Regions from separate parts of the Mus musculus genome. Here all the other regions are linked to region 4. The links are chromatin loops, found by intact Hi-C in ENCODE. Cell type or tissue: heart. All regions are shown on one strand.

Region 1 (4,000 bases), 220 kb after region 4:
TGACTATTTTTCCGGTAAGTCAACATATCTTACTTTTGTATTGATGTGACAAAAAATGTGACAAAAGCAATTAGAAAAAAAGGCATTTAATTAGACTTATACTTTCAGAGAGTTAGGATCCATGGTGGTGGTGCAATGGCATGGTAGCAAGAATAGCTGAGAGCTTATATCTTGGTGTATAAGTAGGAGTCAAAGAGAGAACACTGAGAATAGTGTGAGTCTTTCAAAACTGCAAAACTCACCTCAATGACACACTTCCTCCAACAAAACCACATCTCCTCACTCCCAGGAACTCTAACATGCCCAAGATCATAGGATCAAAGCCAGTTCCACAACACCCAGAGAAAGATCCACTCCCAGGTGCTCTAACATGCCCAGGATCATAGGATCAAAGGTGAGAAGAACATAACATCTGCTCCAACACCAGATGTAACTGGGACTAGTGGGACTGGGGCACTGGGCAACTCCACCCGACCAGTGGCACAGGATCCTTCCAGTCTGAGCCGGTGCCCTGAGCAGACCTTGGGCTCGAACTCTGCAGCCAGTCCCACAACATCTAGAAGAAGCTCCACTCCCAGGATCTCTAATTCACCCAGAACCACAGGACCTCAGGATCTCAAGATCCCAGGAGCTTTGGCACGCCAAGATTTCAGGGTTACAGAGGCAGATTGACCACCAGGAGCTCTGACACACCCAGGATCTCAGGATCACAGGATTGCAAAAATCACAGGATCACAGAGAAAGCTTAATTCTGAGGAGTTCTGACACAACCAGGATCACAGGAAGGACAGGCTCCAGTCAGATAGCAAAGGTAGGTAGCATTAGAGATAATCAGATGGTGGGAGACAAGCATAAGAACAAAACAGAAACCTAGGCTACTTGATATAATCAGAACCCAATTCTCCCACCATAGCAAGTCCTGGATACACGATCACACTAGAAAGGCAAGATTCCGATCTAAAATCACTTCTTATGATGGTGATAGAGGACTTTATGAAAGACATAAATAACTCTCTTAAAGAAATACAGGAGAGCTTTTTCTTCTCTTCTCTCTCCCCTCTTTCTCTTTTTCTTTTCTCTGCCCTTCTACCCACTTCACTCCCCCTCTACTTCTGCACAATAAACCTCTCTCACGTGGAACCATCTTGGCCTGGTCTGCTGTTTGGTTTACCCCCCCCCCCCACACTCTAGATAGATAGATAGATAGATAGATAGATAGATAGATAGATAGATAGATAGATAGTTTGATATTAATTCATAAAATTGGTGCCGTGACTTGGATTGGATTAAGCTGGTGGGGGTTGGGGACAGCCACCAGTGTCCGGTGGACGCAGCGGCAGGCACAGAACACAGCATTTAGGGTAAGAATCCCACTGCCCTGCAGCCGCACCAACTGATTCTGCGGTGTGGCTGCACCTTCCCCTCTCCCTCCTCCGCCTGAGCCAGAACTTGCGGTGATTCCACCTCCTGCTGTGTTTTTAAATCCCATTTAAAAGGGAATTAACCTTTGCGAGGCCATTGCCACTAAGCCCGGCCTTCAGGCAGAAGCGGTTGCCCAAGCGGAAGCGGTTGCCCGAGAAACGGCTAGGCCCTCACAAAGACCAGTGGGGGAGGGGCGTCACTGCCTGCCATTTCCACCATGTAACTCGCCGCTGTGGGACACTTGAACTTTAAACTAAGTGAGCTGTGCCACTTCCACAAGCCTTACAAGCTGAGCTTCCACGTTTTACCGGTTCGCTAAAAATCCCCAATCAGACACCAGCATACTATTGATAGGGCTTGTCATCCGGGAGGGGCCTCCAGTTCTCAGAACAGAGCCTGGCCAGTTGTGCCCGAGGAATAGGGGCTGGCATTTTTACAGCAATACTTTCAGCTGACATAGGAGCGAAGACATTGCCCATCTGGATCCTGTTTTCGCTCTCTCCTCAAGGGTCCTAGCGGCCTGCTGAAATTCTTGGCCAGGGTAGAACATTTTTCACAGTAAGTCCAGGGCTTACTGGGTAGCCTCTAGAGGTCTTCGTGACGACTTGGACATTCTAGCCTGGCTGATTTCCTTTTTGGTTGACGCGGTAAGGACACCAGCAAACTTCCAGAATATGGGCAACAATATGTCTTTAAACGTATCCCTGGATACACTACTGAGATGTCTCCTGGAAAATCTTAAGTCTTTGAAGGCATCGAGATTGATATTCCTTTGCAATAAGGTCTGGACTCGGTACTTACTAGACAATGGTTCCAAATGGCCACTTAATGGCACCGTAGACCCGGTTGTTTTAAAGGATCTAAATACATACTGCCAGCGAACCGGTAAATGGGAAGAGGTTATCTATGTAAAATCTTTAATTCATCTTCGTTCCAATTCTACTATGTGCTCTTCCTGTTCTCCAACTCAACTCCTATTAGCCATGAATCCTGCACAATTCACACTAGACAATACTACAATATTGGACCCAGAATATGAACCACCCCTTTTTCGCCGTAGACCTGTTTCTGCGCCACTAAGAACCCAAACTGCTACCCCAGTTTTTCCTTACCGAGATTCCCCAGAGCCTGCCACCCCCAGCTCTCCTCCTCCTGCGCCAACCGCAGGTCCCCCCAAACATTCCACCTTGGCACCTACTTTCACACCACCTATCACTCGCTCTAAGGCCACGACCAAAACCCCACGCTCTCCACCCCTAGAAGAATCTGACCCAGCAACGATGTCCTTCCCTTAAGAGAAGTTGCGGGCGTAGATGGTCTGGTCAGATAGAGAAGAGATTCTTCTGCTTTTATCAAGGAATTTCAGTACATCAGTCGTACAGTTAACTTTTCATGATATTCACATGATACTAACAATTTGCTTCCCTAGGAATGCTGGTGAGATGGGGAACAAGCAAGAGTTCATGCAGATGAGATTCATCAAACAGATAGAGCATATCCAATTGGAATGGAGACAGTACCTGATCTGGATCCTCAATGGAATTATAATTCCACAGGTGGTATTCTAGCCAGGGACAGGTTTGTTACATGTCTTTTGGTGGGCCTGAGAAAGGCAGTTCTAAAGCCGGTAAATTTTGAAAAACTTCAAGAGGTTGTCCAAGACAAACAGGAAAATTCATCTCAGTTTTTAGAACGCCTTAAAGGGGCTTTACTGCAATATACCAATCTGGACCCTGAAAACCCAGAGGGTAAACAACCCTTAATGACTTACTTCTTTTTCCAGAGCTACCCCAACATAAGAACTAAACTTAAAAAGTTGGAGAGGGGACCCCTGACTCCACAGGCAGAAGTCTTGGCACTGGCCTTCAAAACGTACCATGGGAGAGATGAGAGGGTTTGCAAACAGAAGTACAATATGCTAGCAAAGGCTGTCTGACCAGCCCCAGCTGCTATCCCTAGCTCATGGTCTTCTAAGACCCAGAGACCACTGGGCACCTGTTACAGGTGCAGTCGACAAGGTCATTGGGCTAAAACCTGCCCTAATCTCCGTCAGCCAAGAGGGCCATGCCGTAGGTGCCATCAAGAGGGACATTGGGCTGTTGATTGTCCCCATGTTATGCAAAACAGGGGGGCATCACTCCCAGATAACCCTCCAAGTGATCTTCCAGGCTTGGCCATGGCCGACTGACGAGGCCGAGGCTCCTCTGACCATCACGAACAGCAGAGAGCTTAGTATTGTGGTATGTGGGCGGCCCATCTCTTTCCTCTTGGACACTGGAGCCACTTACTCAGTCCTAACGGAGTTTTGGGGGCCCACATCTCCCTCGAGTTTTCCTATTGTCAGGGTAGGAGGACAACCTTACTTTCCACATCAGACCCCATGACTCACTTGCATTTTTAGGGATATGCCTCTCACCCATTCCTTTTTGGTAGTGCCCACATGTCCTGTCCCCTTATTGGGAAGGGATCTCCTATTTAGGCTGGGAGCCTCTATTTCTTTTGCTCCCCACATTCACCTGAACTCAAGCTCACCAGCAGTTCCTCTGCTTCTCCTTTTAGCCAGCCAATCTACTAACAA
Region 2 (4,000 bases), 560 kb after region 4:
CATTATTGTTGCATAAAACAATGTTTTCTTATGCACTCACCAAAATGATATTTTTCACATTCACTTGGTAACTTCAAGTCTTTCCTCAGTGTTTAGAGCTGAAATGTCAAATGAAAGTGATTTGTCAGTAGAGAGCCTGTCTTTCTTTGTTCATTTGAATTCAAGCATGAATGGAGGCCATTCATCATGCACACTCAAACAGCTCAGAATTTTCCTGTGGTTCAGATCAAAAGGTATTTATCTAAATAAACCAAGATAGGGAATTACAAATGTTTCTCAAATACTGTTTAATTAATATTTAAATATCCCTCATTTACACTTTTCTTTTATGTTTGATGGATGTCTTTCTAAGAATTCCATGATTTCAGAAACTCAAAAAGTTTATGGTTTATGCAAGAATGTGCCCATCAAATAATTGACTGTGCATTTTTAGTTATGATTAGGTGTACATTAATAATGATGCACTGACCCATCCAAACCACACCATGAGATAAGAGAAATTCCTGTAACAAACTAAAGATCTGTAAATTGTTCCAGAAAAACTTTAATAGGATGCAAATAATTATAAGGATTTCCACTTGATGTATTTCATAGTGAATATTTAAAAATCAAAGATTTTTAAGTTCAGAAAATACCTTAATTTTGGATACAAGAATGACAAGCCTTATATGTGAACTGGATCTAAGAACAAAGTTAGAAATAAGAGCATAAGCTCTTTGCTGTTCCTCTGGGGCCCACTGAGGAACAAATGCTTGAGAGGGCACAGAATCTGTGGTTCTCCATGCTGCAGACATTTAGGAAATCTGAAATGGAAACATCATTAAAGGACAATGCAGTCTATAGGCAGAAACTAATCAAATCCATTCCCATAGAACTAACTTACAGAACTATTTCCTAGAGTTAAATATTTTAAATACTTCTGCTTGAACTGACAAATTGTGTCTCTTCTAAAAATGGGATGAATTATCTTAAGGTAAATTTTGATCCAAAATAAAATGAAAACCCTCAGGGTTTTAAGAAACCTTTTGAGTAACATAAAAGACAGCTAAGTAAGTTAGCAGTAGCCCACCCATAATAAACTGTTGAAGTCAAAGGTACTGAAATGGTGTTTTAATCTACATATATTTAAATTTTAGCGTCATTTTATGTGACAGAAAAGCAAACATATAAACATAGATCAGCATGATCCTAACTCAAGTTATGAGAAAGTTCTTTGGAAAGCTTCACAGATGGCTTGTATGTACATTATAATGACTTTAATCTCTTTTCCTAAAATTAAAAAAAAATATATATCTGGACCAAAATGTAATATCACCAAATTTTTCAGTGACATAGTGAGTTTTACATTTCCTTTAAAGAAAACCATGTTTTTGCACATGAGATTAATAACTTAGTTTGCTCAATGTCAGTAGTTGCTACTCACTTCCACAGCCTTTTGGAAATTAAGCACTTAGAGATAGGGAATTCTCTCTCTCTCTTTTTTTTTTCAACTTGCAAGAAATTGACAGAAATTTTTAGATTGTTTATAGCTTTAATCCATTTCTCTGAACAGTTATTATAATAACAATGTTAAAAAGATAAAACTAGTTTGTTCAACACCAAAAACTAACTTTAATGCTTACAGATAAAATGGTTACTGTATTGTGATGAAACCAACTGGATATGGATTATATGATTGACCTACTCTCAGAGAATAAAGTAGTAAAACAGAATTAAAATGTATGTCTCTTAGTCATCTGAGCCAGATTGTGATAGACACCCAATCCAAGATGAAGAAAAGATGTGTCAGGCATTAAAAAAAGATGTCATCTGCACTGCAATTATTCTTTTGCTGAAGTATGCCATCAATATCCCTTTGTACTTTAAGACTTTTTTGTTTTAATTGAGACTGGCTCTAAAATTATATAGTGATTTTGAAATAAATAGAGTGGTATTCATGCAACTGTATAGATCTATTAAATATTGTTCAAGATGCTTAACTTATTTTTTGATGATTTAATCTACAGAAATCAAGAACTTTGTTTTAGTTGTCTTGATCTGTCCAATTATTTGTTTGGATAGGGCCTATCATGCTTAGTAAACATATCTTAGCAATCTAAAAAAAAAAAAAAAAAGTATAGTTTGTGTTATATTGTGGTTTGGCGTATTGGCATTTCAAGCTGTGAAGATGAGGTACAAGGGCTAGAAAAGTGGCTGAAATGTTTATTGCTCAGCTTGTTGCACTCAGTTATATAAATTCCCAAGCACCAGTGACTCCTAACCCTGTGTTCTGATGCCCTCTTCTGCCCTCTCCAGGAGCCTGCACTCATAAGCACATAGACAAAAGTCAAAATAAAACAAAGTTTTGAAAATGTATGTTTTTGATTACAGAGTTGTCACACTCCATAATTTTTGAAAAATCTAATAAATATAAATTTCAATAAAGTTATAATTAAAAGCATTTTATGATAGTTACTATAAGCCAATCAGCAGCTTAGGGATTTATTTATATTTCCAGACAACAATCCCATAATAGAGAAGCAGATAATAAAGTAATTTTTTATTTTAATAAGCAAATAAGCTTTAGAAAAATATAATTTGCAGTTAAATAAGTAAGAAAGCTAAAAATCAAACACATGCAGGCTACCTGATATTAGAAACATACTGTTTTTTAAAAATACTATACAAAATAATAGGTTTCATTATGACACTTTCAAAAACAACACAGTACCTTAGTCATATGTTTCCTTCACTCTCAGCATCCCTTTCACCAGCTCTTGATAATTCTTTTTACCCTCCAAATTATCCTCATTTTGTTCTTATGTCATGTCTAGGTTTCATATATAAGATAAAACAGGTGATATTTTGTTTTTCATTTCCCTATTACCCTCTCATTTTTACTACTCTAATTTCTCTTTTGACTTCTTTCTCATCATCATAGATTCTCTGATTCCTTTGACACACACACACACACACACACACACACACACACACACACACGCATATATGCATGTATAGATGTATGTATGTATGGAGAGAGAGAGATGTATTTAAAGAAATCTAAGATTATTTGTCTTTGGGAATCTGGCTTGTCTTCTTAACCTGATCTTCTCCAGTTCTTTCTACTTTGTGCAAATTACATGACTTTGTCCTTTGCTGTGTTGAACAAAGCATAATGCTGTATAAATACCATATTTAATGTGGATAATGCTATCAGATGAGTTTATGGGGGGGAATGATAAGAATTGTTAAGTGTTGAGGAGATAGTAGTAGAATTCTGATTATACCAAAGGTACCAGTTTAAATAGATGAACTATAGAGTGAACAAAGTATGTTTAAATATTCTACTAAATTTTTTAGTTCTGCCACATTTTAATAGTGATTTATACTGGTTGTAATATAGTTTTTGTTAGTTATAAAACTATACTTAGTTTTTGTGAATCTTGTACCAAAAAATAAGGATGTTCAAGTATCTTATTTTATACTGTTAGGGTTCATCTAGGTATGTAGTCAAATGTGATATAGCTTGATTATGGTTGCAGTTTTAGGGGTTTATTTTTTAGGAACTTCCATTTTTCTTTCTATTATGAGCATGCCAGAGCTATAAAAATGTTTTGTTCCTCCACATCTTTCCTAGCATTTGTTGACATTTGTCTCTTTAATTACTGCTGCTGTTACTAGTGTGAGATAGAATGCACATGCACTTTTAATTTGCAACCCTTTGATGCTTAAGGAAATTGGACATTTATTTCATTTTTTCGGTCATTTGTATGTCTTAAAAAGGCCAAATAGACTTGCTTATTTGTTGATTAAGTAGTATGACAAGTGTGCTATTTAATTTTGGAATACTTAAAATTCTAGAAAATAAAGCTATTCAGGGATATAACCGGCAATGATTTTCCTCCAATTTAAGCTGTCTCCACACTGTAGACTCATACTATTGATCATATTAATCATTGTACTTCAGCTTCCTCATCACTTCCTCCATTATGAATATGGGGATCATAAAACAGAATAGTCA
Region 3 (4,000 bases), 140 kb after region 4:
ATATTAGAATCACTACTGCAACTTGTTTCTTCAGACCATTTGCTTGGAAAATTGTTTTCTAACCTTTTAACCTGAGGTATGGTCTGTCTTTTTCCCTGAGAAGAATTTCCTATAAGCAGCAAAAAGTTGGGTCCTGTTTATATAGCCAGTCTCTTAGTCTATGTCTTTTTATTTGGGGATTGAGTCCATTTATATTAAGAGATATTACGGAAAAGTAATTGTTGTTTCCTGTTATTTTTGTTGTTAGAGTTGGGATTCTGTTTTAGTGGCAGTCTTCATTTAGGTTTGTTGAAGGATTATTTTCTTGCTTTTTCTAGGGTGTAATTCCCATCCTTGTATTGGTGTTTTCCCTTTATTATCCTGTGAAGGTCTGGATTTGTGGAAAGATATTGTATGAATTTAGTTTTCTCATGGAATACTTTGTATTCTCCATCTAAGGAAATTGAGAGTTTTGCTGGGTATAGTAGCCTGGTCTGGCATTTATGTTCTCTTAGTGTCTGTATAACATCTGTCCAGGATCTTCTGGCTTTCATAGTCTCTGGAGAGAAGTCTGGTGTAATTCTCATAGGTCTGCCTTTATATGATACTTGACCTTTTTCTCTTACTGCTTTTAATACCCTGTCTTTATTTAGTGCATTTGTTGTTCTGATTATTTTGTTTCGGGAGGAATTTCTTGTCTGGTCTAGGCTTCTTGTATGTTAATGGGCATCTCTTTCTTTAGGTTGGGGAAGTTTTCCTCTATAATTTTGTTGAAGATATTTACTGGCCCTTTAAGTTGGAAATCTTCCTTCTCATCTATACTTATTACCTTTAGGTTTGGTCTTCTCATTGTGTCCTGGATTTCCTGGATGTTTTGGGTTAGGATCTTTTTGCATTTTGCATTTTCTTTGACTGTTGTGTCCATGTTTTCTATGGAATCTTGTGTACCTGAGATTCTCTCTTCCATCTCTTGTATAGTATTCTGTTGCTGATGCTCACATCTATGATCCTGATTACTTTACTAGGATTTCTATTTCCAGAGTTGTCTCCCTTTGCTTTTTCTTTATTGTTTCTACTTCCCCTTTTAGATCTTGGATGGTTTTGTGCAATTCCATCACCTGTTTGGTTGTGTTCTTCTGTAATTTTGCAAGGGATTTTTGTGTTTCTTCTTTAAGGGCTTCTACCTGTTTAGCAGTGATATCTTGTATTTCTTTAAGTAAGTTACTAATTCCCTTTTTAAAATCCTCTACCAGCATCATGAGATATGATTTTAAATCTGAATCTTGCTTTTCAGGTGTGTTGGGGTATCCCGGACTTGCTGTTGTAGGTGTACTGTGTTCTGATGATGCCGAGTGGTCTTGGTTTCTGTTAGTAAGATTCTTATGTTTGCCTTTCACTATCTGGTAATCTCTGGTGTTAGATATTCTAGCTGTCTCTGGCTGGAGCTTGTTTCTATGTGATTCTTTAGCCTCTGTCAGCACTCCTGGGAGACCAACTTTCTCCTTATTCTCAGTCTTCAGAGCACTCTCTGCAGGTTAGGTTTCCTCTTGCAGGGAAGGTGCACAGAAGTCTGGAGCTCAGATCCACCTCCTGAGTCCTGGTGTCAGAGCCCTCCCTGGAGGCTGACTTTCCTCTGGCAGGGAAGGTGCCCAGGAGTCTGGGTCTCAGCTCTGTCTCCTGGCTGAGGATGAAGGCCAGAAGGGACCCTGTCCAAGAACCTCTGTTGCTTCTGCTGATCATTTGCTCTCTTAAGTAGACTGATCTGAATGATCCCAAGATTCTGGGTGTGCTAGGTGCTGCCTTTCTCCTTTGACCCTGTTGCTGCTAGCACAAGACCCTCTGGGTTTTTTGGAACAGATGTTGTGTTCCACTCACCAGTGATCTCAAGCCCCTGGGTGTTCTAGGGTGCTTGCAGAGTGGAGAGTCTTCTGGGGACCTTGGGGCACTCCGCCTAGATCATGCCCAAGATGGAGCAAGGGTAGGGTGGCGCCGACCAGAATGAATCTCAGCCACTAGTCGGGCAGGTGACCTTTGTCCCTGTTCCTGCTATCACAAGACCATCTGGGATTTTTTGGAACAGATGTTGTGTTTTGCTCACCAGTGATCTCAAGATCCTGGATGTGTTAGGGTGCCTGCAGCTTGGAGAGTCCTCTCAGGTGACACCTTACTAAACAGAGTCTCCAACTGACATATAAAGAGACAGAAGTGGGAGCTGTAAGAAGGAGGGTCCAATTCCCAGTATTTTGATTCTTTTTCTATTTTGATAACAGATTATCTGAGAGTAACTATCTCATAGATGATATATTTCTGACAGATGGAAAATACTAGAGCTTCGTGCTGACAACTTCTCAGCTTCTAGATAGATAAAGGATATGGCATAGTGAGATTGGGTTTGTATGCTAGAGAAAAACTCCCTATAACAATAAAGTCACTTCCTTGATAACCTGACATTCCAGAGAACTCTGTTCAAAGGCCCAATCTCTCAACAACCATTAACATGCGATTTTGTGCATTATCTTTCCAAAATATGAAGTTTAGGGGACATATTCTGTCTTCATCAGGGAGCAGGACTGAGTGTGGATGAAGACAAAGATGTAACAAAACACTATTATATTTTAATCAGAAATGTGAGATATGAGAAATAAATAAAATTTTGATGGTTATTTTATAGTAATGAAATAGGATACAGACTGTTTTTTTTCTAATTTTTAAATTAATTTAGATACAAGTTGTTATTTTAGATGTCTATTTATCTATTTCTTCCTTTATAGAAAATAAAAATGTAGCAAGCCTTCAAATAATTTAGACAGCCACTATCACAGCACTACTGAACAACAAGCGTAATATTTCTGTCAAACCATTCTAGATAAACAATTCAGAACCTCTAGGCACTGTTCCAAACAAAATAAACAAGACAGCACCTGATTGCTGTTCTTTTCCTTGGAAGGGATGCATTTTCCTGGTCTCAAAAAGACACATTTTGTTTGGTAAGAACCTTTGACTACTTCCCTGTTCAGGCTGATCCCCAACAGTTTGCAACCCCACTACTCAATATCCAACAATCCCCCCTGCCCTATGTAGTGTCTGATTTCTGTAGGTTTTGCTTCTGCCGTCAGAGTAGATAACTGGTCAGGAGCAACTGTAAAAGCATGTTCAGATAATGCTGTATATCTTCCAGCAATCTTCTCTAACCAATGCCTTCTTAGCCAGAGCACATTTGCAGCAGAAGGGCATTTGTATTGTATTCTGAGATTTCAGAGGTACAAAAGTCCACATGTTGTATTTTTTTTTTCTGTAATTGATTCTACATTCATATCTCCACATACTTCTTATTCCAGCTTAGTTTGTCTATTTTGTGTTCATTTACTATAGATGCTTAAATGGAATACCATAGAGTGGTTAACTTATAAACACCCCCAGAGAGCAATTTCTCATCAATGACCTGTTATGAGAGGCAGGTTCCCTCGGGCCTTCTTTATAAGAGTTACAATCTTATTCCTCATGCCTCAGTAGCCTCTCAGAAGCTCCCTAAAATCATCATGCTAGGAAAAATTTCAATATATGAAAATTTGTGAAGACATCATTTTTAGACTACAACAAATTTTTTACACGTACACATACACACAAGCATATGCTTTAGCCAAATGAGAAGACATACTGAATTTTTTTTACTAAAATTCTTTTACAAATGACTGAATGTGACCAATGTTCTAGGAAACTTCCACACATTTCCAACTAAAGTTTCTCCTATTGCTTGGAGTTCTTTTATCCGAGCATTTTATTCTAGATATGATATACACCTTATATGATAGAAGGTAATGCAGAATTTTGACAAATAGACATAAGACAGGGTTATGACTATAGGGTAGGACTATAGGGTTAGTACTCTGGATAGGGTTAAGATAGTAAGTAGTCTGCACAGTTAAATGAAGATGATGGCATCTCACTAGAAATTGAGTTAGTTACAAAGACTTGAAGGAAGGGTTATCAATTATATATCTGTGCAGAAATGAGGATATTT
Region 4 (4,000 bases):
GGGCACTGTAATCATTGGCTGAACTTTGTTTTAAAGTCCCGATGAAGCACCTAAAAGCAAGCCGTCTCCATGGGGCCTGAGTACCAGTGACTCAAGATTCATCAAAAGCAAGAACATGGAACGACATTCACAATTTTCCATCTTGTGTATTCTCTTCCATTTCCAAACTGTTATGCAGCATTCTCTTAAAAACCTGTGCATCGGAGAGACAAGGAAATGTCAAGAAAATTACACCAGACATAGTCAAGACCATTAATACAGGGGAAGGACTGAGTTATCTGAAGTGAAAGGTTGGGAGGGTTGTAAGCTGAAGTAAGCAGTGGAAAGCATTGGAGGACTAGCTGGGTCTTGGTCTCTGGGTGTGTTGAAAGAAACCTTTAACAGACTTCTCCCTTTGCTGAAAATTGAGAGAGGAGCCACTTTCTCCTAGGATTACAGTGCTTCAGCGTACCAAGGAAGACATTTTTGGGTTGCAAATATGACCAAAGGTTAGTGTGTGTGTGTGTGGGGGGGGGGGAGAGTTGGATGCCAGTATGTCAGAGAGAAGGTGAGAGTACATGCATGCTGTGAGAAGAGAGGGCAAAGGCCCAGATACAGAAGGAAGTCTCTATGAGTACAGTTATGTATGTGGTGTGTGTGTGTGTGTGTGTGTGTGTGTGTGTGTGTGTGTGTGTGTGTGTTCATGGTCAGGGGCTAACCGTACTACTTTCCTTCGATCTCCAGAAGGCAAAGGTTTCAGTCCCTAACTCATCATTTTTCACAAGGTGGCAGCTTTAAAGAGGATATGCACTGCCTCATTAGAGGGAACTGATTGAGACCCTCACTGTGACAGAAGCTCAGGCTGGGATAGTGTGATTCTATAATTTTCTGGTCCTGTCAGCTTCCTAGAAATGATACTGTCAGGGCCTTCTGCACCCATCCTTTAGGAAAACAAGTGTATTTTCAGCTGAAAGAGGATTGTGCTGTATTTAACCAGAGACTAGCCAAAACATAGAACCCTCCTTCCAGATCGGACCATCAAAGGCCAGCCCAGTTTGCAGCACAGAGGAGTGAAAAGCTCAGTTGGTATTGGTTGGTATTTCAGTTTACTTTGCCAAGGGCACCGGGTATGCAGACCTGAAAATCCAGGCTCCTGGAGAAGCAGAAGTTATTTTATTTTCTAAAGGCCTTGATATTTCCCAAACGAACTTTAAAAGGGCCAAGTACTTCCACCTGAAGCTTCTTCATAAGGTGGTGAGATTTTAGAGAAAACAAAGGCCTGGGAATGGGGTGGAGGTCCCCAAAGGGCTGAATTTAACAGCTCTTTGCCCTGATTTCCTGAACTTGAGGATTTTGTGACCTCCGGTACAGGCTTTCTTCCCTCTTCTCCAGTTCTCCGAAGTGCATCTAGCTAGTTAGTCATATGTCTTGCTCTCGAAATTTCTGCATCCAATTCTTCCAAGAACTGAATGTCGCTCATTTTGGTCAGCAGGCTGCCTCTCCTGAACTAGTCTGACTTGCAGAGATGGAGGGGAGGGGACAGCCTATAGTCACTTGGTGGCGCGCGCGAGCCTCTCAACGCCCTGGCGGCACCTGCTCTTGACTCCAGCCCCACCCGCATCCCTGTGCTCTGGGAACCGCGCTCCCAATCGTCCCTAGCAGCAGAGCACCAGGAGCTCAGGGTCCGGTTGGGCAGCTGAGTGCCATTCGGGTTTGGCCTTTGCAGAAGGTGTTGCGGAATGCGGGCGCCCCGGGAGCCAGCTTCCTCCCTGCTGCTGCTCCCCAATCCCCGCCCATCCTTTTCTGGGCTCTGAAAACCCAAGGCTTCCCAGAACAGTTTAGGATCAGCCATAGGACTACAGCTAGCCAGCTGCGCGGAGCTTTCTGGGAAGGACAGCAGCTCGCCCTAGGGTAGCAGCGGAGCCTCGGGGTTTAGCAAGCGAGAGGGAAGGGCGTGTGCATCGTGTGCCTGTGTGTGTGTGTGTGTGTGTGTGTGTGTGTGTGTGTGTGTGTGTCAGACCGTGAGGGATGGCTGTCTGGATCTGAGCGAAGGAGAGGGCAGGGGATTGAGACAGATCTCTCTTGGTGTCCCCGCCCGCTCCTGCTCCCCGGCGCCCTTCACCATGGAATTGCGCCGAGTTGGGACGGACCTATGCAGCCACCAGGAACTGGCTGTCGGGCCCCGAGATTCGGCAGGTACTCGCGCTTGGATGGCGAGGTAGGATGGCCACGCAGCGCGATTCCTGCCGTCCCCACGCAGCGGTCCCCCGGAGGTACCTCTGACTCTGGAAGCGTACAGGGGTGTGGGAGGAGGCCACCCAGCCGCGCCTGCACCTTCGCCAGTCGTTTCGCCTCTACCCACTCGCACCTGCCGCTGCGCGGATACCATGTCTAAGGCGGCTGGAGGCTCAGCGCCAGCGGCGGAAAGTTGTCCCTCGGCTCCGGCCGGTGCGTCGACACCCACGGGCGTGGATGATCTATCTAAAGTGACGGACGAAGAGCTGCTGCAGTGGAGCAAGGAGGAGCTGATCCGCAGCCTGCGGCGAGCCGAAGCCGAGAAGGTGAGCGCGATGCTGGACCACAGCAACCTCATTCGCGAGGTCAACCGCCGCCTGCAGCTGCATCTCGGCGAGATCCGAGGGCTCAAGGTGAGTATTGGGCCTGGCAAGAAGGCTGGGCTGGGCGTGGCAGGGATCTGGGAATCGCGGTGGGAGGAGGGTGGGAGAGCCAAACTTTCGTACCTCCATCAACAGGTGAGCTTCTCCCTTCTCCCAGGAGCACCCCTTGTCCCCATCTCCAGACCTTAAAGTTTTCCAAACTTTGGAGGCCCTTTCTTTTCTTCTTACGGGGACTTGGCATCTGGCTTTCTTTGATGCTTCTGAGACTAAGGGATTAGGAACCAAGGATGTCAGAAGTCAGAGAAGGGCACGGTGAGCACAGGGGATATTTAAAGTCCCAAGGAACAAAGACGCTTCAGGAATTAGGTTACAGTACACCAAGGGAGAAGACTAGAGAGCTTGCCAGCCCAGTGCCTCTTCACCTTTAGGGGTCGGGTGTAGCTGCTCCTGCACCACCACTAGCTTTCTGGTGAGCAGAGGGCAAAGAAAGGACACAACTGCTAAGAACAGGAGAGAAGCCTCGGGTACCACCCGAGGAGCCAGTGTGAGTATGACTCGGTACTGGGTGCAGGTAAGCAAGATTTCTGCCTTCAAATCTTCTACTAGCTCTCCTGATTTTCTTCCCTTACTAGCATTGTCATCACCTCAAACTGCTTTACTTACCTGTTCTTTCTTCACTCTGGATTTTACATTAATTTTATTAAGCATGAGGTGGGGGCAAGTGTAGAAGGCGCTGGGTAAGTGTTCTTAGTGATGCTTTGTCTACTCCCAAACCCAGGAACTTTCTTTTCTCCTTGAAGAGCTCCAATGTGCCAGTCAGGCTGCAGCAGACCCATCGGGAACGCCCTGACCTGATGCTGTGCACTGCAAACTTCCTTTGCTCACAGCTAGCCTGGAGCCTTCTGGTATTCCTTCCTGTCATTGTTCTGCTTTTGTTTATAGGAAGGCAGACACAAACGAAATCAACATAGGAACCCCAGGGACCAAATTCCCTCCAAGCACAAAATGTTCCAGTGTCTCTCCTTTCCCCCTTGGATTCTCAGTGAATAGGCACCACTCCTTAATTGCTCCAGCGCTCCAGCTCTGGGATTCTGAGGATTGTGAACGGACAGATGGGCAGATGCTCCAGACTCACCCATGTGTGAGCCCCTGCAGAGATGGCTCTCTCAGGTCCAAACTTGATGTCACACACTGCCTAGAGTGGGTGCAGAAATGACTATTCCCACAGTCAAAATCTTTCACGTTTTAATTTATTACTAATGAGTAATTATTAAGTAGAAGACTTCTTGGGGAAATGAGAGGAAGGGTAGAATAGAAGGAATATGGTCTTGGAAGTAAGTTTGAAGAATTCTCATTTATTAGGGTGGCCTTTTTTGTTGATTAATAAAAGGTGAAAGGTAAAG
Region 5 (4,000 bases), 330 kb after region 4:
TCTATGCAGAAGATTATAATTCCAGTTGATAATATCTTGTCTTTATTAGGTACATGTTTTGTTCCTTGGTTTCTCTTTCCTATATGATTCATAGAAGAGTGCAGAGGCTATCTGTTTTCTGATAGGAAATTCTTCTGGGATCCTGATAGGTGAGGTTTCTAGGAGTTCCAGATGATGTGTCTTTCTAGGTATTGTAAGCTGACACTTAAGAATGAGGGTGGGGGTAGGAGGCTGGAGAGGTTCACTGGAGGGAGAAAAGAAGAGTTTTTCACTAGTATCTACTTAGTTAACCCCCTGGGAATTGGGTCAGAAATGAGGTGAAACCACAGCAGAAGGTCTGCTAAAGTGCTGGATATGAATCTGGGAGTTTGGACCTGGAGGAAAGGAGGGATAGATGAAGATCTACTTTTAGTCTACATGTTTCTAGGTTCAGAGTAGCCTGTGGGTTCTGACGTGGATGCCTTGTTGGAGTTGGGGGGACTGGGACAATGGAAGCGGTTGAGGGAAGGAAATTTGGAAGGGAAGATTGTGAGATCCATTGAGGATGGGTGTATGTGAGAGAGAAGGGATGCTGAAGAAGGCATTTTTTTTCAGACTTGAATTATTTTAAAAAAGGATCCCAGGCATATGATTTTGCCAATGATGACTCAGGAGAGAGATGCTGGCGTGAAAATCTGCTAGCTCAGAGATGGAGAGAAAGCACACAGTTGACCTTCCTAATCCACTAACATCCCAGAAGAAAAAAAGCTCCTTCACTTTCTCCACTCTGCATCTTCAATTTGCCATTATCCTCAAAGACCATCCTAACCCTTACCTGGGTTTTCTTTTGTTCATTCTCTGTCCACTGATTGCTTGCTCTGACTCTTGACCTATGGGTGAGTTTATTTAATACCATTTATAGGAAGCTATTGGTGAAAGGTGTGTGCTGGGCCTGAGTCACACTACATCAAGAAAAGCTCACAGTTTCTAGTTCACAATCTCAGGGGTCACAATGTGGAAAAATATTCTGCAACAGACTTGGGATAGGGTGTCTGCAAATACTAAGGCCAGCAGAGTGTTGGTGCACCAGAGCTAAGAAGGAAGCCTAGTTAAATAAGACTCAGGATATGGTGTTTCAAACTTTGAGAGCCCGGCAGTAAACAGTTTATTTTAGGCATATTTAAGAACAGCATAGTTTTGGGAAACTTTTCTGAAAAATAACTCAACCCCATGTGCACAACCAAGCCTAAGGCATGACTACATCAAAACACACTGTGAAGTACTTGTGGCTTCTTCCATAAAAAGTGAGTTGTACAAATTGAGTGTGTATGGCAAATTATGGGTCTGATGACGGATCTGGCATGATCTAGATCATACAGATAATAAAGTTCATCAGGCTGTTAACTGCCTCCACTCCCATTTGGAAAGTACACACGAATAAGGTTTCCATGGACTGATAAATAGTGCTTAAGATAAGGGTCTCAGGAGGATGACTAAGATAAACATTGAGTCTGGGGGCACCATGTATGATCTGGCCATACAGACAGAACCAGGCTATTAAGCACATGCATCCCCAGCCTTTGAGTGGAAAATAGATTATACACCTCTTTGTTTGAAGAGAAATCCCTGTGTTCTTAACACTTGTCTATCAGAACAAGAGCCTCTGTTCCCTATGAACTGGGAATGAAACTGGGGGATTGGCTTTGGAGTTACAGATGGAAAGATGAAGATCTATAGGTAGCCTACCTGCTTTCCTGGTCAGAGTGGCCATCGAATTTGCAGGGACTGCCTGCTGGAGTTGGGGTCTAGGATAAACCAATAAATAGGGGAAAGGTATTTAGTAGGTAGGATTTGTGGGATCCACTAGAGATGCCCGAGGGAGGCTGCTGTGGTGTTCTTCTGCAGAGCTGGGGGTTTAGGTTTGAAAGAATAGAAGGAGAGCTGGAAATTTACAATTAGCCTATCTGCTTCTCCAGCTAAAGTGCTGTAATCAAATAATAAGTAAGTGCTTAATAATGTAGTTGTTAACATAATTGCTGATGCACAATAACTGAGCAGGCTCAAGCCATACAAAATCTTAGCATGGAGGGACAAGGAGCCTTTATTTCCACCTTTATTTGAAGAGCTCAGGTAACTAGAAGATAGAACCAAGTGTACCTCCTGGTGGTTGTAACATGCTATGGTGGATGGTCACACACCTAAGAGGTATATTAGGATCACTATTGAGAATGTGCCAATTCTTCAAAGGAAGAGACAAAATAATGTAGGTATTGAATGGGAAGTTGGATCTGAGAGGACATGGGGGAGGGGAACGATAATGATCAGAGTACAGAGTAAGAGTTTCTCAAATAATTAAAAAATATTTAAAATAATAGAAGTCACTATACTTTTAAAAAATATTTTTACAAAAAAGAATGGAAGTTATTTATTCTTAAAGGCATGAGAACAAAGATTTAAAAATAGGTAATTTATCAAAAGAGGCATTTTCCTTCTGTAGAAAATTGCAAAATATTGGATATAACTGCTTAAAGATTTGAGATAATCATTGTTTTAGTTTGAATGAAGAGCTACAGAAATTTTACCATAGGGAGAAAATTAAAATAAATAAAACAACTAAAAATACCTAAGCGCAACCAACGACTATGATAAAACCTCACTGAAATAAAAAAGCAAAAAACGAAAACAAAAGATTTTAGCCAATTTTGTCAAGTAAATTTCTATATAATTACTGTTAGAATATGACACTAGAATCAATCATTATTCCACTGGAGTAGGAAAGTGAATAATTTAGTTTTTAGATGTTTCAAATGTAACTACCGTATTAAAGTTTTTAAAGTATGTATTTTCAAAACAAAATGTTAAATTCAAATAATACTGTACTCACTGATAAGTGGATATTAGCCCAGAAACTTAGGATACCCAAGATATAAGATACAATTTGCTAAACGCATGAAATTCAAGAAGAACGAAGACCAAAGTGTGGACACTTTGCCCCTTCTTAAAAATGGGAACAAAACACCCATGGAAGGAGTTACAGAGACAAAATTTGGAGCTGTGACGAAAGGATGGACTATCTAGTGATTGCCATATGCAGGGATCCATCCCATAATCAGCTCCCAAACGCTGACACCATTGCATACACTAGCAAGATTTTGCTGAAAGGACCCAGATATAGCTGTCTCTTGTGAGACTATGCCGGGGCCTAGCAAACACAGAAGTGGATGATCACAGTCAGGTATTGGAAGGGTCACACGGCCCCCAATGGAGGAGCTAGAGAAATTACCCAAGGAGCTAAAGGGAACTGCAATCCTATAGGTGGAACAACAATATGAACTAACCAGTACCCCGGAGCTCTTGACTCTAGCTGCATATGTATCAAAAGATGGCCTAGTCGGCCATCACTGCAAAGAGAGGCCCATTGGACTTGCAAACTTTATATGTCCCAGTACAGGGGAACGCCAGGGCCAAAAAGGGGGAGTGGGTGGGTAGGGGATTGGGGGGGGGTATGGCAGACTTTTGGGATAGCATTGAAAATGTAAACGAGGAAAAAAAATTAAAAAAAAAAAAAGAAAAACGAAAAACAGAATGGATTCTATGGAAAATCAGCCTGATTCATTCAACTTCACACACGTCAGTCTTTTTTGTCGAATATTCTTTTTACTTTAAATCCTATTTCATAATTTTAAAAATAATCAACTTTGCTCATAAAATAGATTAACTAGGCTTTGTGTTTAGTGAGCATTCATGAGGTGACAATGGAGGAAGATGTGTTTTTAGAGGTTTCCAGTCTCCTTCTATAACAGACATATTTCTTGCAAGGGGCTGGATGCCGAGTACCAACCACACATTAGATTTGTTTACTTCAGTAGCTTGAAATGCTACGTTCCAGTAAAATACTGATGGATTGAATTAAACTTGTACTTGAAAATCTCATTCCTAAAATAGAATGCTTCTCCTTGTACTCTACTTTGGGGTTGGAGAGAAATATTTCTACAATGGAATAGAACTGCTTCAAATGTTG
Region 6 (4,000 bases), 830 kb after region 4:
TCTTGCCAATTATAATTCTCATTTGTACTGGTCACATGCTCTCAGCTGGCACTTATAATAGCCTTTCTCTACTACCAATTCTGCATTCTCTCCTCTCTCATCAAGCATTTCAACAGGTGTTGGCTCCTTTCATGAAGGCGTGAACCATGCCTTCATTCCTGACTGAGCCCTTTGTCATCCTGCCTAGATTAGGCTGTTGTAGTTTAGCATTGACTTTAATCACAGGGGAGGATAACACACAGAGCACAGTAAAAATAGCACCAAGTATTTCCCTAAAGGATCCCCTTATCCTTTCTTATCCCCAGTGTGGAGAGGTAATTCAATTTCCCTGTGATTATCTGGATCAAAATCCCTCCTAACCCTGTTATTCCTTTCTTAGCAAGTTTGCTGAAGGGCATCAGGAGACCAAAGTGGTAAGGGGGCAAGTCTGAGTTTCTATTTCCTGGGAGGAGAACTCCCTACTAAAGAACAAAATTTACATGCCAGCAGAATTTAAGGTTGCGGGAATATGAAACAAAAACTTTCCTTACGTATCATCAAGGGTGATAAGAAGTGAAACTATTCCCTTTCCCACACCTTGACTCATGGACGAATGAAAGTACAATATACTGGCCTCAGATTCAAAGTATATACTGCCTTCTGGAGAATCCTACCCTAGTCCTCAAGGCAGTTGCCACCTAATTGGCATGCTATTTGTGTCTTCAAAAGGTCACTTTATTTTTATCAGATCAGCTTCTTCAAGATAGTGGGGGACATGGTCAGGATGGAAATAGGCCAGTACTATTTTATGCTTAACTGAATAAGGAAATTTAAATATTCATGAACTTCTATAGAATAGGTAGGTCAACAGTATTAGATGCTGATAAACAGCTCTCTCTGCTCAAGCAGGACTTCTCTCAGGGTCTTTTCATTTTCCTGCTTTTCTCCCCTCCATTCTCATTTTTTATTCTCTGCAAGGGAGCCTGTTGGTATTAAGAACTAGTTTGGCAGATCAGCTCCAAACTCAGGAATATCACACATAAGTGACACCGGTTGCCATGACAACTGCATACCTTCCCAGAATATACTTCCCACACTTACCTTCACCCAGGTTTCACCACAGCCTAAATGAAAGGCAGACTTTTATCCCACTTTCATCCCTTTTTCCCTTTGTCTTTCTCTCTTTCACCTCTTTGTCTCCAATAGATCTTTGCCATGTAGAACTGCCTTGGCCTGGTGTGGTATGTCCAGACATGAGCTGCTATTCCAGTATTTCACTGATGATAAAAACTGAGACTCAGCAATGCCTGCCAGCTTTTGCTGCGCTGGTTTCAGTGACCAGCACAGGCAGTGGGGACTGTGATCGATCTTGGCCATGTGGACCATTATTCGGTGGGTTGCGACAACTGACCTGAGCCTACATGACCACAGGCTCACAACTGATGCCAGCGGAGCAAGTCAGGACTCTCAACATGGCCCATGGCTTGTGCCACAGCTGCAACCAGCGCCCAGAAGAATTTCTGCCTAGGCCGCTGTGCGCTGCTGTACGAGGAGCAGCCCAACTGGCAGGAGCAACAGAACAGGCACCATCCCAGCTCCTCAGGTGGGAGCAAGGAAGAGATGCTCGCTGCCCCAGATCCAATTCCCTATGGCCCTAGTGGCAAAAGCCATCTGACCGGCCCAGCCAGCCGTACCTCGGCACTACTGCAGAACTACTGCCACCTGCTGGTTGTTGCAGGACTCACAGACTTCCAGCATGAGAGCAACAGGAGATATGAAGTTCTATCATGTGAGCTGTGCCACCGCTGTCCACCCTGTGGGGTTATCTTCTGCCACGTGAGTTACTCAGTTGGATGGACCCACACCAACCACTCAGTTCCATATTTCCTCCTACCAGATCGTTAGAATCCTATCACAGCCATCAGCATATTGGTAAGGTCAATCCGCAGGAAGAACTCTAATTTCTCACATAGTGCCTTGTCAGCCTTTGGGGGGGGGGGGGGATTAGGGGTTGATATTTTACAGCCATGGTCCTTATGACCAGCCTACCAGCTGGCATACAAGATAAGACATTGATCCTTGGGTGACCATACCCCTCAAAAGTTGCTCTCTCACCCCCTCCCTCTCCACTCTCTTGCAGCCCTTTAAGAAACCCCGAGGCCTAAGATGAGATGTTTTCTGGTAAGTCCGGGACTTAGTGTGTATAACCTCTAGGGAACCTATTGAAGAATTAGGCCTCTAGCGTGACTGAAGTTTGGTTATTGAATCATTCTTGGAACAGTGGTGCAAAAAATCCAAAAACTCCCCAACGAGAGCTGCGGTGTCTTCGAATGTATCTTCATGCACCCCACTGTGATCTCAACCGGAAAATCTCAAATCTCTGAAGCCAACACCTGACTTGAGGGCATAAAAATTTGTACAACTCTGCAATAAGGTCTGGAGTCAGTACCAGTTAGATAACAGTTCCAAATGACCACTTAATGGTACCCTAGATCCAATTATTTTAAGGGATCTTAATACATACTGTCAGTGATCTGGTAAATGGAAAGAGGCCTCATATATCCAAGCATTAATCTATCTTCACTCCAACCCCTCCATATGCTCCTCTTCTTCATCAACCCAACTTCTCTTAGCCATGAAACCTGCACAATCTCCACAAGATGACACTACAACGCTTGATCCAGATAACGAACTGCCGCCCTTCTGCTGCAGGCCTGTTTCCACACCACCAAAACCCCAAACTGCTGCCACAGTTTCTCCTTCTAACCAGGAAACCACAGAGCCTACTAGCTCAACCTCTCCATATGCTTTTCCTCCTCCTGTGTCAGCTTCAGGTCACTTGAAACACCTTACTATCCACAAGCTCTAGTGCCACAGCCAAACCCCCAAGTTCTTCTCCCTCAGGGATACCTGACCCAACATCAGTGCTTCCTCTAAAGGAAGTTATTTGTGTAGATGGCCTTGTCAGAGTACATGTACTTTCTCTCTGAGTGAACTTTCTCAAATTGAAATCAGACTGGGGTCCTATATCTCTAACTCCTCCGCCTTTATTAAAGAGTTTCAGTACATTACTCAGTCTTATAGCTTAACTTTCCATGATGTGCATATGCTCCTTACTAATAACTTGTTTTCTGAGGAATGTAGGCAAGTTTGGGAGCAAGCAAGAATACATTCATACAAAATTTATCGAACATATAGAACATATCCAATTGGATCTGAGGCAATGCCCTACCAGAATCCTCAATGGAACTATAATTCTGCATGTAGTATTTTAGCCAGAGATAGACTTACAATATGCCTTCTGGCCACCCTAAGAAAGGCAGTCTTGAAGCCAGTAAATTTTGAAAAACTCCAAGAGATTGTCCAGGACAAACAAGAAAATCTATTTCAATTTTTAGAATGCCCCACAAAGGCTTTATTGCAGTATGCCAATCTGGACCCTGAGAACACAGAAGGTAAGCAAATTCTGATAACCTACTTTTTTCCCAGAGCTACCCTGACATAAAAGCCAAACCTAGAAAGCAGGAGAGGGCTCTCCTATCTCCACAGGCAGAAGTTTTAATGCTGGCCTTCAAGGTCTACCATGAGGAGATGAGAAAGCCCATAAACAAAATACCGTATGTTGACAAAGGCTGTCTGACCAGCCCCAGCCAGTGCCCTAGACTCCTTGTTTTCTAAGACTCCTGCTTCTTCTAAAATTTCTAAGAGTCCTACTACAAAAGTGACCAACATGTTAGGGCTAGAGATTACCCTAACTTCCAAAAGACAAGGAGGCCATGCAAAAGTGGCTAGCGAGAAGGTCATTTGGCTGTTTGTTGTTTGCTCTCATGTTGCACAGAACAGAGGGACATCACTCCCAGGTAACCCTTCAGCTGATCTTCTAGGCTTGGCTATGGCCAACTGAGGAGGCCTGAGTTCCCTTGACCTAACTACTGCAATCATTAGCAGGGAGCCCCTGGTAGACATTGTGGTATATGGATTGCCCCTCTCCTTCCTCTTGGACATTGGGGCCACTTACTCA
Region 7 (4,000 bases), 91 kb after region 4:
TTCTGCCCATGTGCTCTGAGGGAAAGTTCACTGTTTTGTTTATTTTTCTGGCTGCCATTATGATTTTTCTTTGTGTTTTTGGTTTTCAGGTTTGACAGTATGAGGTTATTTGTGACTTTCTTCACATTTATGATTCACTGATCTTTTTAGATCTGTAGATATTTTTTCACCAAACTAAAGAATAATCAACCATTATTTCTTTAAGTATTTTCCTGCTCTGTTTTTTTCTTTCTTTCCATGTTTATCTAAAAGTTGCACACCTTAGGCTAATTGAGATTATTGAGACTGTCTTCACTGAAACTCATATGCTTTAAAAATATTTCATCAGTATTATTTAAATTCAATACTTAAAAAAATTTGCTCCTCAAATTCAGTCTATATTCTATTGTCTCCAATTTGCTACTAGCTTGCTTGGTGTATTTTTAAAATTTAAATATGTTACTTTTCAGTTCTAGAATTGTTTGGTAAGAGTTCTCCATCTGTGCACTCATGTGTCCATATTTCCTCTGGGCCTCAACATATTTACAATAACCTTTAAAATGTTTTCTGCTGATTCCTACATCTGGGTCATCCCTTAGCCTCATTTCATTGGCTGCTTAATCTTCCCTATTATGTCACATTTTCCTGCTTTTTTACATGATTTATAATTTTAATTGTAAATTCAGTATCAAAGATAATTCCCTATAAGGAATCTGGAGTATTTTGTCTTCCTCAAAAGGAAGTTGAATTCATTTTCACTGATGGGTTAAATTTCTTTTGGTCCTCTTGATCCCATCATAGTTCTATTTTATTTTAGGATAGTTCTCTTTGAGGTTTATTCTTGGTCATAATAGCTGGCCATAATGTTAGCGGTGTACTCCAAGATGTGTCCTTTTCCATTGCTTTAGTGCATTGCTCAGGTTTTCATTAAGGACTCTCCTCCAGAGAATAGATACCTGATTGTCTCTTAGCAGGCTGTGACACATAATGGCATTGTTTATATTTGAGCATCAAGATATCTGTCCTGCCAGCTTCACTTTATCTGTGCAGCCTACTCTTAAGGAGTAAGAGTCTATGAAGGACTTCCAAGTATACCCAGTCTTCTGGGGGCACTATTTCCCTCCCAGAACTCATCCCATAACATCCATTTGCATTATCAGAAGTGACCTCCTAGCTCAAGCTCCTTGACTGTGGTCCTATATTGATGCAGGCTCCACTTACCTGTTGAAAGACTGAACAGTGTTGAAGACAGGTAGCACAGGCCTACATGGGCTACATTTGTGGTTATCTCCTCTTATAGGGGTTGCTGTTTTTACCTTCCCTGTAGAGTTCATGTCAGAGTTCAATGGCTGGTGTTATGTCATCCACATGCTTTTTCTACTACATATGGATCAGGTTCAGCTTTTCAAATGTGTCACACAACTCTTGCTTCTTGGCTCTAACTAACCCTGATCTTTCTCTTTCATTTGTTCATCTTTACTGTTTCTTAATACTTACTCTTTTTACAGTTTTCATGATTGCAAGAAATGGGACATGGTGGCACCCAGCACACAGAGTACTGTGCATATAAATGAGAACTACTTTTGGTAGTGAGAAATGTTTTTCCTAATTTAGAATCTGACTTTAGGCTTCCAGTTCTCCTCCTGTTACCTATGGGTCTTCCTTCTTCCCCACACAGCTATCATTGGCAGGCTAAGTCATGGCAGACCTCCTCTAGGGAAGATTGTAATCTTTCTTTTTCCAGCTCTTGTGAAGGCTGACCATACAGAGCCTGTTGTCAGTCTCAGGCCTAAATTCCACATTTGACAGCTCACTGTCCACTGGTAAGCAGAGCAGCACTGTACTCAGATCGTTCATTACAGAGGGATGGGTGAACAAACAGAATAGAAGTCTTCACATTAGCTACTTATGGCAATGTTTTCATGATACAACAGGCTTTGTGATTATCCACAGCTCCTTACTTAAAATTTCCTTTTGTTCAATGTTTATTTTTTCTTTGAAGCATCAAGACAACCATCTGCATATGTATTACCTAAAGCAGAAAACTGGAGATGAATCAAAAGGAAAAACACTGCCAGTTTCTAAGTTCCTCTAATGTATAAAAACTAGTACAATTTTTGATTGACATGTTTTAATAAATAAATAATGAAGTTATTATGAACTGCATTAAATTTTGTTATATCTCCTTGCATATTTTAGCTTTAGACAGTGTGTTTAATTATGTACTTTTGATGTATTATAAATAATTTTGTTTACATTTAATTTGGCATGAAAATTACATATCCACAACCAAGTAATGTGGCATAATTTCAGATATACCAATGAAGAATAGCTTTTCATTTTCCTGGCCCTGTTTCTGCTTTCACCAATATCCCAATATCATTAAAGTCAAATCAATGTGCATTTTGTGCTGTTGTGGTGGTAGTGGTCTTTTCTTCTTTAATGTATCTTATTGCACCAAAAAGGTAAATTTTAAGGCCAGAGCATCACATTTGCCACCAGGTCCTAGTAATGTATGACTTAGTGTCTATGCTCTGATTGAGATGACTTGTGGGACTTGTGTGCAATAAAAATGTTAATTATATCCAAAGGGCTGGAGTATGGAAAGCCTTGTACACATGATACAGTATTGTGCCCACATCCACTGCCCCTTCTGTTGCTGAGTTTTGCTATATGTGTTCTAATAGTGTAAGCAGCTGTGACTTAATAGCCTGGAGAGATTCAAGGTCAAGGCCAGAGTTCAACTTTCAGATAGATATGTCTAAACTAAAACTATCGTGTCAATTGGAAGTATATGTATTCACAAGTCTATAAACAAAAGTACCTATGGTTTTTTTTTATTATTATCTGTTCAATTCAGTCTCAGTTCTTCATCTATTTTTGGTGTGGGATTTTTCATAGATGTATTTGTTCTCCTTGTATTTTTACATCACTTCTTAGTGATTTAAATTACTACAATAGAAACTGCACCTAGAAAGTGAGTTGTCAAGTAAATAGATCATCCAACAAAACATAAGGGATTTTGACATAGTTGTGTAATACAGTTATCCTCTTGGCTAGCTTGGAGGGCAGCAGATGCAAGGCATTTGAACCAGGTTATAAAAGATGAGCATGACATAGCCCTATAAAGAGGAGTGAGCTGAGTGCTGAAGGGCATGAAGTAAGAGTATGTAGTCCTTAGGTAAAGAAACATGATAATAGAGCCCTGATGTCATGCAGAACCAAGTGCAATCTTGGTGTGAGTGCCAGTGATCACTGAGAAGATCCACCTGGACAAGTACTCATGAACCAGTTCTTGAAAAACCTCAGTTGTCATTTGCAATCTTCTCTCCAATGTTCTTCTGTTTGTGTTCTTTTTACAGAGAAATCTTTACTTCTAATGTCAGTTGTCATGAGCTTTAGAGTAGTTTAAATTAGTGATTTTATTATATTTAAATGGAGTCAGTTCAACTCATTAAGACTTTTGAGCTGTTAAAGAATAGGCTGACAGCAAAGTATGTTCTCTTTGTTGAATACTTTTAATGCTATACCCATAGGTATAGGTCAAGAGCCTTTCTCTGGGACCAGTCTATAGGCCAAGTTTTATCTTAGAGGGTGTGAATAGTGATTGTCCTGGTTCTGGGCCAGACTCTCTCTTCCTGCTTTTATGTGGTTCTGAGAAATTCTCTGGTCTTCTGGTCTGCTTTGTGATACTCTGACAACACCTGTCCCCAATTTCCTGCTTTTGTTCTTTAGTTAGTGTGGACAACTCACTTGTAGGAGGTTCTCCCTTTGTCTGTACCCCTTTAGAAAAATCCTTAGAGTGAAGCCATCTCCTTGCTGTCATTTTAGGTACTTTGATTTTTTTTAAACGACACAGTCTAGATAAGTCCTACAGGTTAATTATTTTTGTCTGAGCTAGAATGATACCCTCCTTTCTTTCACTGTGTTTCATTATCCCTGGTTTTGATGAGAGGTTCTTATGAAGATCCATCATCTTTCTCCAAAAGAGAGGGAGGAACATGCTACTTTGTATGTTTCC

What was found. Hi-C counts contacts between places; a loop is a spot of excess contacts. Peaks named below come from ENCODE experiments on the same cell type or tissue, not always from the same donor. Only the 100,000 strongest peaks of a DNase experiment are listed, where the experiment ranks them.
Region 1: a loop joins it to region 4, with 3 times the contacts of the local background. A loop is called at or near these places in 5 of 42 quality-filtered maps.
Region 2: it touches region 4 in a loop (5-fold over the local background); 10 of 42 quality-filtered maps call a loop at or near these places.
Region 3: it touches region 4 in a loop (4-fold over the local background); 3 of 42 quality-filtered maps call a loop at or near these places.
Region 5: it touches region 4 in a loop (3-fold over the local background); 4 of 42 quality-filtered maps call a loop at or near these places.
Region 6: it touches region 4 in a loop (15-fold over the local background); 7 of 42 quality-filtered maps call a loop at or near these places.
Region 7: a loop joins it to region 4, with 5 times the contacts of the local background. A loop is called at or near these places in 7 of 42 quality-filtered maps.

What each region holds. Positions count from the first base shown.
Region 1 is chr11:28,363,191-28,367,190 of GRCm38, reverse strand. No RefSeq gene overlaps it. Among named protein-coding and RNA genes, the nearest start is that of Ccdc85a, 220 kb to the left of the region's middle. In heart, no CTCF peak of the experiment used is centred here; a DNase peak (open chromatin) is centred at 1,620; H3K4me3 peaks cover 1,036 bases; H3K27ac peaks cover 886 bases.
Region 2 is chr11:28,019,235-28,023,234 of GRCm38, reverse strand. No RefSeq gene overlaps it. Among named protein-coding and RNA genes, the nearest start is that of Ccdc85a, 560 kb to the left of the region's middle. In heart, a CTCF peak has its summit at 2,297 (motif pointing left); no DNase peak of the experiment used is centred here.
Region 3 is chr11:28,440,617-28,444,616 of GRCm38, reverse strand. All of the region lies in intron 2 of Ccdc85a (coiled-coil domain containing 85A), which reads left to right. Among named protein-coding and RNA genes, the nearest start is that of Ccdc85a, 140 kb to the left of the region's middle. In heart, no CTCF peak of the experiment used is centred here; no DNase peak of the experiment used is centred here.
Region 4 is chr11:28,581,909-28,585,908 of GRCm38, reverse strand. It overlaps Ccdc85a (coiled-coil domain containing 85A), which reads left to right and starts at 1,585. Exons shown (of 5, transcript NM_181577.5): 1 at 1,585-2,627. The coding sequence starts at 2,367. In heart, a CTCF peak has its summit at 1,535; DNase peaks (open chromatin) are centred at 1,608, 2,558 and 3,528; H3K4me3 peaks cover 1,614 bases; H3K27me3 peaks cover 2,951 bases.
Region 5 is chr11:28,252,748-28,256,747 of GRCm38, reverse strand. No RefSeq gene overlaps it. Among named protein-coding and RNA genes, the nearest start is that of Ccdc85a, 330 kb to the left of the region's middle. In heart, no CTCF peak of the experiment used is centred here; no DNase peak of the experiment used is centred here.
Region 6 is chr11:27,751,486-27,755,485 of GRCm38, reverse strand. No RefSeq gene overlaps it. Among named protein-coding and RNA genes, the nearest start is that of Gm25387, 430 kb to the right of the region's middle. In heart, a CTCF peak has its summit at 1,709 (motif pointing left); no DNase peak of the experiment used is centred here.
Region 7 is chr11:28,491,190-28,495,189 of GRCm38, reverse strand. All of the region lies in intron 2 of Ccdc85a (coiled-coil domain containing 85A), which reads left to right. Among named protein-coding and RNA genes, the nearest start is that of Ccdc85a, 91 kb to the left of the region's middle. In heart, no CTCF peak of the experiment used is centred here; no DNase peak of the experiment used is centred here.